Linked DNA regions of Homo sapiens: region 1 is linked to region 2. A link is an interaction called in ENCODE POLR2A ChIA-PET data of the cell type or tissue named here. Cell type or tissue: PC-9. All regions are shown on one strand. Each heading gives the region's core, and the rest is flanking DNA. Links, peaks and the distances in the headings are about the cores only. Region 1 holds the start of MIR3170 (microRNA 3170). Region 2 overlaps FARP1 (FERM, ARH/RhoGEF and pleckstrin domain protein 1).

Region 1 (2,914 bases), core at 209-2,708, 210 kb before region 2:
CCTGCTAATGTCTTCCCATAGCTTCCCTGAACTCTTGTAAATCCTTTTATGTTTTTGTCTATGGAATCAGTTATTTCATGAAGTTTTATTAATTTATAACTATGTTTGGACAAAGCTTTAATCTGTTGCATGTAACATTTTCTTTGGATGTTCATCTGTCATTTTTCTTTTTTCTTGCAGCATCTTTGTAAAGGTTTTTTTGTTTGTTTGTTTTTTGGTTAGTAGGTATGAAGTAGCTCTTTGCAGGAGCCTCAGTGGGCCAGCAGACAGAGCCGTGTTCCATACTAATAGGAATTTTCATGACTTGAGGTTGTGTGTGTGTGTGTGTGTGTGTGTGTGTGTGTGTGTGTGATCCTTTCAACCTTTGCTATTCCCTTATTTGCTGAAACTTTGGTAGTCAACCTTGGTGGTATGTCTAATGCAGTCTGTCTTTTTCATCTTGCCTCAGCGACAGACTGCTTCCTACAAATATGGCTTGCCTGTATGGTTTCTCATTTCATATCAATCTCACTATGTCCAGGGAAGCTGTTACTGTGAATCTGCACACCTGTCCCTGTTATTCCAAGAAAGTTATGACTGGTTTGCTGCTTATTTGAAGCTCCGCCATTTTTATCTGAGATCTGTAGCCATGAGCAGCCTCTCCAAGCATTTTCCTTCCCTTCTTTCTGACCTTCACTGCAGCTTGGCACATTTTTGTTACATTTTCTGGTTTGGGGCTACAGATGTCTCCCAGTTTCCTCAGGGATGGAATTTGTGTTTTTTAGTTTACTGCTTATTGCTTTTGGATGAATTGCAAGAGGAAGTCCTTATAAGTCAGGATACTAAGACAAGACAACTCTAGTTTTTTACCTTTTCTCTGGCGGTTAAAAATCTTGTTACTTCTTTGTTGTTACTTTTTTAAAGTAATTTCTCAAATAGAGCTAACTAATAAAGTAGTTTTGCAAGCAGCTTTTAACTTTAAGGTCTGGAATAATCACTTTAGTAATAAGGTATCACAAGGAAAGAAATAGTCTATATTTTGACTATTCCTCAAGAATTTCAGAAGTCAGGAAGTTAATGGAGATAAATTCAGAATAGAGCATAGGTTAATATTTATACACTAGAGGCCTTTCGGTTTGTTGGATTTGTTTATCTGGAAGACGGCATTTTATTACTGGGCTTACCAGTTTTGCTATCAAGCATCAACTGTGGTTACCCATTTATGACTTGCCAGCGTTCCTGAGATGTTCCCTTAGCGTTCTTAGGATGCTCAACTCAAAACTCTTGGCTGGATTTATGATTGAATTAAACAGACTTTTCCATGTACAGCAACAGTCTGCATGCAAGTATGATAACAGAGAGAAAGTATGACATACTTTGTTCAAGCATCAGTATCCAGAAGTAGAAATAACCTAGACATGAGATCATTTGAGAACTAAAGAGAAAGGAAGTTAAGCTACCAAGTATCTGTTAATGACTAACTCAATTAAATTTTTAAATGCCAAGGTGCTAAAAATTAGAATATATATTTATCTGGGGATTTTGGGCAAGAGGGAGAGAAAGGATTCAGTTCAGAGGATGAGGAGTCTTGCTTTTTGCTTAGGTAGGACAAGGAGAAGATATCTGCAGGGAGGGTCTGAGCACCTTTAGGCTGGGGTGAGGTGGGAGAGTAGAGCCCTTCCTTCCTGCCGTCATCGGCTCCCTGGATGGGCATCAACACCATAGCCAGGTCCATGCCTGCTTGACTCAGAGTGACAAGCCCAGCTATAGCCCAGTGTGAATTACCGTGCACAGGGCCTGTCCCTGCTGAGCAAGTGCAGGGCAGAAGGGGTGGGGTGGGGGAGGGGCCACACCAAAGTACGAAAAGTGCATGGAGGGGCTGGGAATGGGGAAGGCCAACTTGACTGATGGCATAGTTTTCTCTGGAGATTGCATTTATTTTTAACCATGAGACAGTGAACAGAAAACATATATGGAATAGAAGTAATTTTGCCTGGCTTGTGAAGATTATTTTGGACACAACTGACTTCATAATGAATATACTGCTCCCCGACCACCACCTCCACACACACACACACACACACACACACACACACACACACACACACACACACACACACACACTTTGATTCATTGGCCCAGTATTGAGGATCTCTCTTCCACTTCGGTGAAGGGCACTAGGCTGGGATTCTAGATTAACCAGGCTGGTCTCATCTCTCAAGGCTAATGAGTGAATGAACCAAAGCAGAGATCACACAACCAAACAGATTAGAAACAGATGCTTAGAAAAAGCTTATTTGAGGCAGAAGTGAGAAAGGCACTTATATAACAGACCTGTGGAATCAGGCATTCAAAAAAGAAGGGGCCAGCGTGGTGGCTAACTCCTGTAATCCCAGCACTTGGATCATTTGAAGTCAGGAGTTCAAGACCAGCCTAGCCAACATGGTGAAACCCCATCTCTACTGGGGAGAAAAAAAAAAAAAAAAGCCGGGCATGGTGGTGGGCATCTGTAATCCCAGCTACTGGGGAGGTTGAGGCAGGAGAATCGCTTGAACCTGGAAGGCAGAGGTTGCAGTGAGCCGAGATTGCGCCATTGCACTCCAGCCTGGGTGACAGAACAAGACTCCATCTCAAAAAAAAAAAAAAAGCAGTTCTCAGATCTTCACTCCATATGTCATCTGGTAACACTGGGGTTCTGAGACAGACAGTGTTAGCTCCAGAAGCATTGCCTGTCTTAGAACCCCTATGTTACCAGACGACATAAGGAGTGAATAAAATCTTCAAAAGGCTTTGATGGACCGTAGGTGAGGAAGGTGAGTGTGGGAGAAGTCAGGAGTAAATGGTGTTTCCTAGACAGTGATCAGGTGTTTCCTAGACATGTTCGATGGAAGGACACGCCCTTTTAGGCCCTGGTGATTTGAGTCGCTGTGGATGT
Region 2 (2,914 bases), core at 155-2,654:
AGAGGACAAAATTGAAACAATGGAGTGAATTTCCAAAGAAGCACAATGTCTGAACACAGAAAAGGATTTCTGAAGCCTAAGTGCAGCGTGGCAGTGAGAGTCTGCCTTGTGAGGTCAGGAGCTCCTTCATCTCAGGGGTGCTCCAGCAGAAACTGACTGTTCATGTCCAGACAGGATTTGTCTGTGGAGCAAAACCCCAAACCTGGCGGTGCCTCAGGGTCACTGGGCTTGGGAACTGGAGGGGGCTTTGAAAAAGGCAGATTGCCAGGCCCTATCCAGTTCTCTTGAATCAGAGCTTTATTAAGAGTGAGACTCAGGAATCTGTGTGTTTTAAGTACTTCTTGGGGTGATCGTGATGAATACCTTTTCTGCAACAACCGACCCTGCAGTGCCTCTGACAGTGCTAACAGTCTATGATTCCTTGGTTTGCATGCCATAGACTGGTTATAACTCTTGTTTCTTTAGTCTACAAGCAATGCATGAAGGAATATATTAATGAATGAATGAGTGAATGAATGAATGAATGAGTAGGTGAGTGTGTGCGTGGCAGGCTTTGCCCATGGGGGACTTGCACTCTCAAAGGAGGAGGCAGGCACATAGGGCACAGAGAGCCGTGTCCTCTCACAGGTGTGGGTGTCACATCCAGGGTGGTCATGGAGCGTTGCTGCCAGTTCTGTCCCTGAGGACACACATGTACCATCATTGCCTATACAGAACAGGCAACCCTTGGGCTAAATCTGTTCAGTGAGAAGAATGGATCACAGGGAAGATTATTAAGAAAGGATTCACCCTGGCTACTGACTGACAGACTGCGCATGTGTGTGTTCAGTGCATGTATGTGTACCCATGCCTTTCCTCACGTTGCCGTGATACGGAAGCGCAGGTTGGCTCCTGTCGATTGGGATGGGTAAGATCCGAATTCGAGGTCACACCCCCGCCATGGGGCTGTCTTCAGCTGTAGGTGTGGGCCTCGTTGAACCGCATTTCCTCCTGGGTGAAATGTGGATGGCATCTCCCATGCAGGGTGTTACGCAAATGGCACAGTGTCTGGAAGGGGCTTAGTATACTGCGCTGCGCAGAGAAAGCGGGGAAGCTGATCATTTTTTAAAAATTAACTTTTTATTTGGAAATAATTCCAGAGAAAAGTTGCCAAGACAATAGTGTTTCTGTATGGTCTGCACCCATCCTCTTCCCGTTAACATCTTATGTCACCATAGGAGAGTCGGCAAAACTAAGAAAACAACGTTGGTATGTTACATTAACTAAAGTCCAGATTTTATTCCATGGTAATATTTTCAATGATTATCATTAATGGAAAGAGATCTAAAGTATAATATGCAGCAAAAGTTCCCCAGAATTTGGTATATAAGTGATCTAGTGAGTGTGACCTTCCCTTCGCAGTCCTGCATGAGACTGCAATATACTTCCATCAACAGTGGGGAAATTACAGGGCAGAGAAAGTCTCAGGAAGTTTTCCGGAATGATTAGGCTGAAGCTCAGTTCAGCAAACACACCTGCCCCTATCCAAATGTCACCTTCTCCTGAGTAAACACACCTGAGAAGGAGATGGACGCCCAAGGCCTGCTTCTTGCTGGCAAAGCCACATTACCTGCTTTCTTCAAAAACAAGGAAACTGGTTTGGTGAGTTCTAATAACTTCAGGAGTTCTTTTCCTTGTGAAAGCAAGAACAGTTTACTCAGCTGTTCAAATGAGTTCAGAGAAAGCCACTTAACAACCTTTGGCGTGCAGTCAGGACTCCCAAATGCCAGCCCTGAGGTGACTGGCAGAGGCTGAGTGCAAGGTGGCCAGCTGGGTTCCCCGAGACAGGTGGAAGGCCTGCTTTGCTACAGAGTGCCTTGGTAGATTCTGCAGGGTACAAAACTCCACTTACGAGCCAGCTGGGAGCTGGGAGACAGCAAGCAGTCAGTCGTACAAAGAGGCCCTCGGAATTGGCTATGGGGTGCACGCAGTTTTCATGGAGGATCAGCTGCATGTTTTAGGAGAAACTTTGGCCAGAGTCACGTGGAAAGCATGCGGGAGACTGGCTGGGAGGACCAGACTGACTGAATGTCGAGATATCACTGAGCAGCCAAGGCTCTGTGAGACAGTGAGGAAGGAGAGGGGAGGCCACCTAGAGTTTTGAACACAGTCAGCTCAGAGGATGGTCATGAAAATGGGAGGGAAGTCAAAGAAGCCAGGAAGAAAGAAGCATACAAGTACGATAAGGGAAGATGAGCTTGCTTTGGGAATGATAATTTTGAGGGCCCTGTGATAAAGTGCTCCAAACAGTTGGAAATGTGGGTCCCAGGCTTTGGAAAGAAATGAGGCAGAAAGGTGTAGGTTTGGAAGTTATCCACAAGAAGAATCAGATCTTCAAGGAAGAGAACATTAAGAGGAAAAGAGAGCTGAGGGCAGAATCTTCTCGACTATACCTTTATGGCAGCTTGCTTTCCATAAACGTAGATCATGGCAGCATAAAAACCAGCAAAGGAAACAGAGGCCACCAGAGGTTTGAAAAAAAAAAAAAAAAAAAAAAAAAAAAAGAACACATGGGGGTGGAGGGTCCAGAAGATAGCCGGTCTTGGAGAATGGCAGCCAGGAGGGCAAGGATGGTTTGAGGAAGGTAGTTCCTGGTGTACAGGAGCAGACTCCGGGCAGGAGGAAGTCCTGCAGGGGTAAGAGATGTGAGAAGGGTGTCCTGAGGGATTGGAGATCCCTCCAGGGCAGAGAGGGGGCTCTTTCAGGGATGGGACACTCTCACAGCTGCTGTCAGGAGTTTCACAGAGGGAGCAGCATTGTGTTGCCGTGATGCTAGGTGGCTGAAATGGAGATGACTAAGGTCAGAAAATTGTTTTGCTGCCCAGAAAAATGGAGCATCTTTATAGAAGCACCAGTGAGCCATCATAGAATAAAA

The links. Peaks named below come from ENCODE experiments on the same cell type or tissue, not always from the same donor. Only the 100,000 strongest peaks of a DNase experiment are listed, where the experiment ranks them.
Region 1: POLR2A ChIA-PET joins it to region 2 with 6 read pairs; 1 of 35 experiments calls an interaction of 5 or more read pairs at or near these places.

The regions. Positions count from the first base shown.
Region 1 is chr13:98,205,867-98,208,780 of GRCh38, forward strand. All of the region lies in intron 1 of FARP1 (FERM, ARH/RhoGEF and pleckstrin domain protein 1), which reads left to right. MIR3170 (microRNA 3170) reads left to right here and starts at 2,658; the gene lies at 2,658-2,734. In PC-9, for the core only: no CTCF peak of the experiment used is centred there; a DNase peak (open chromatin) is centred at 1,296; H3K27ac peaks cover 579 bases.
Region 2 is chr13:98,414,942-98,417,855 of GRCh38, forward strand. The region is part of intron 16 of FARP1 (FERM, ARH/RhoGEF and pleckstrin domain protein 1); the gene reads left to right. Among named protein-coding and RNA genes, the nearest start is that of FARP1-AS1, 19 kb to the right of the region's middle. In PC-9, for the core only: a CTCF peak has its summit at 1,912; a DNase peak (open chromatin) is centred at 1,640; H3K4me3 peaks cover 1,057 bases; H3K27ac peaks cover 1,888 bases.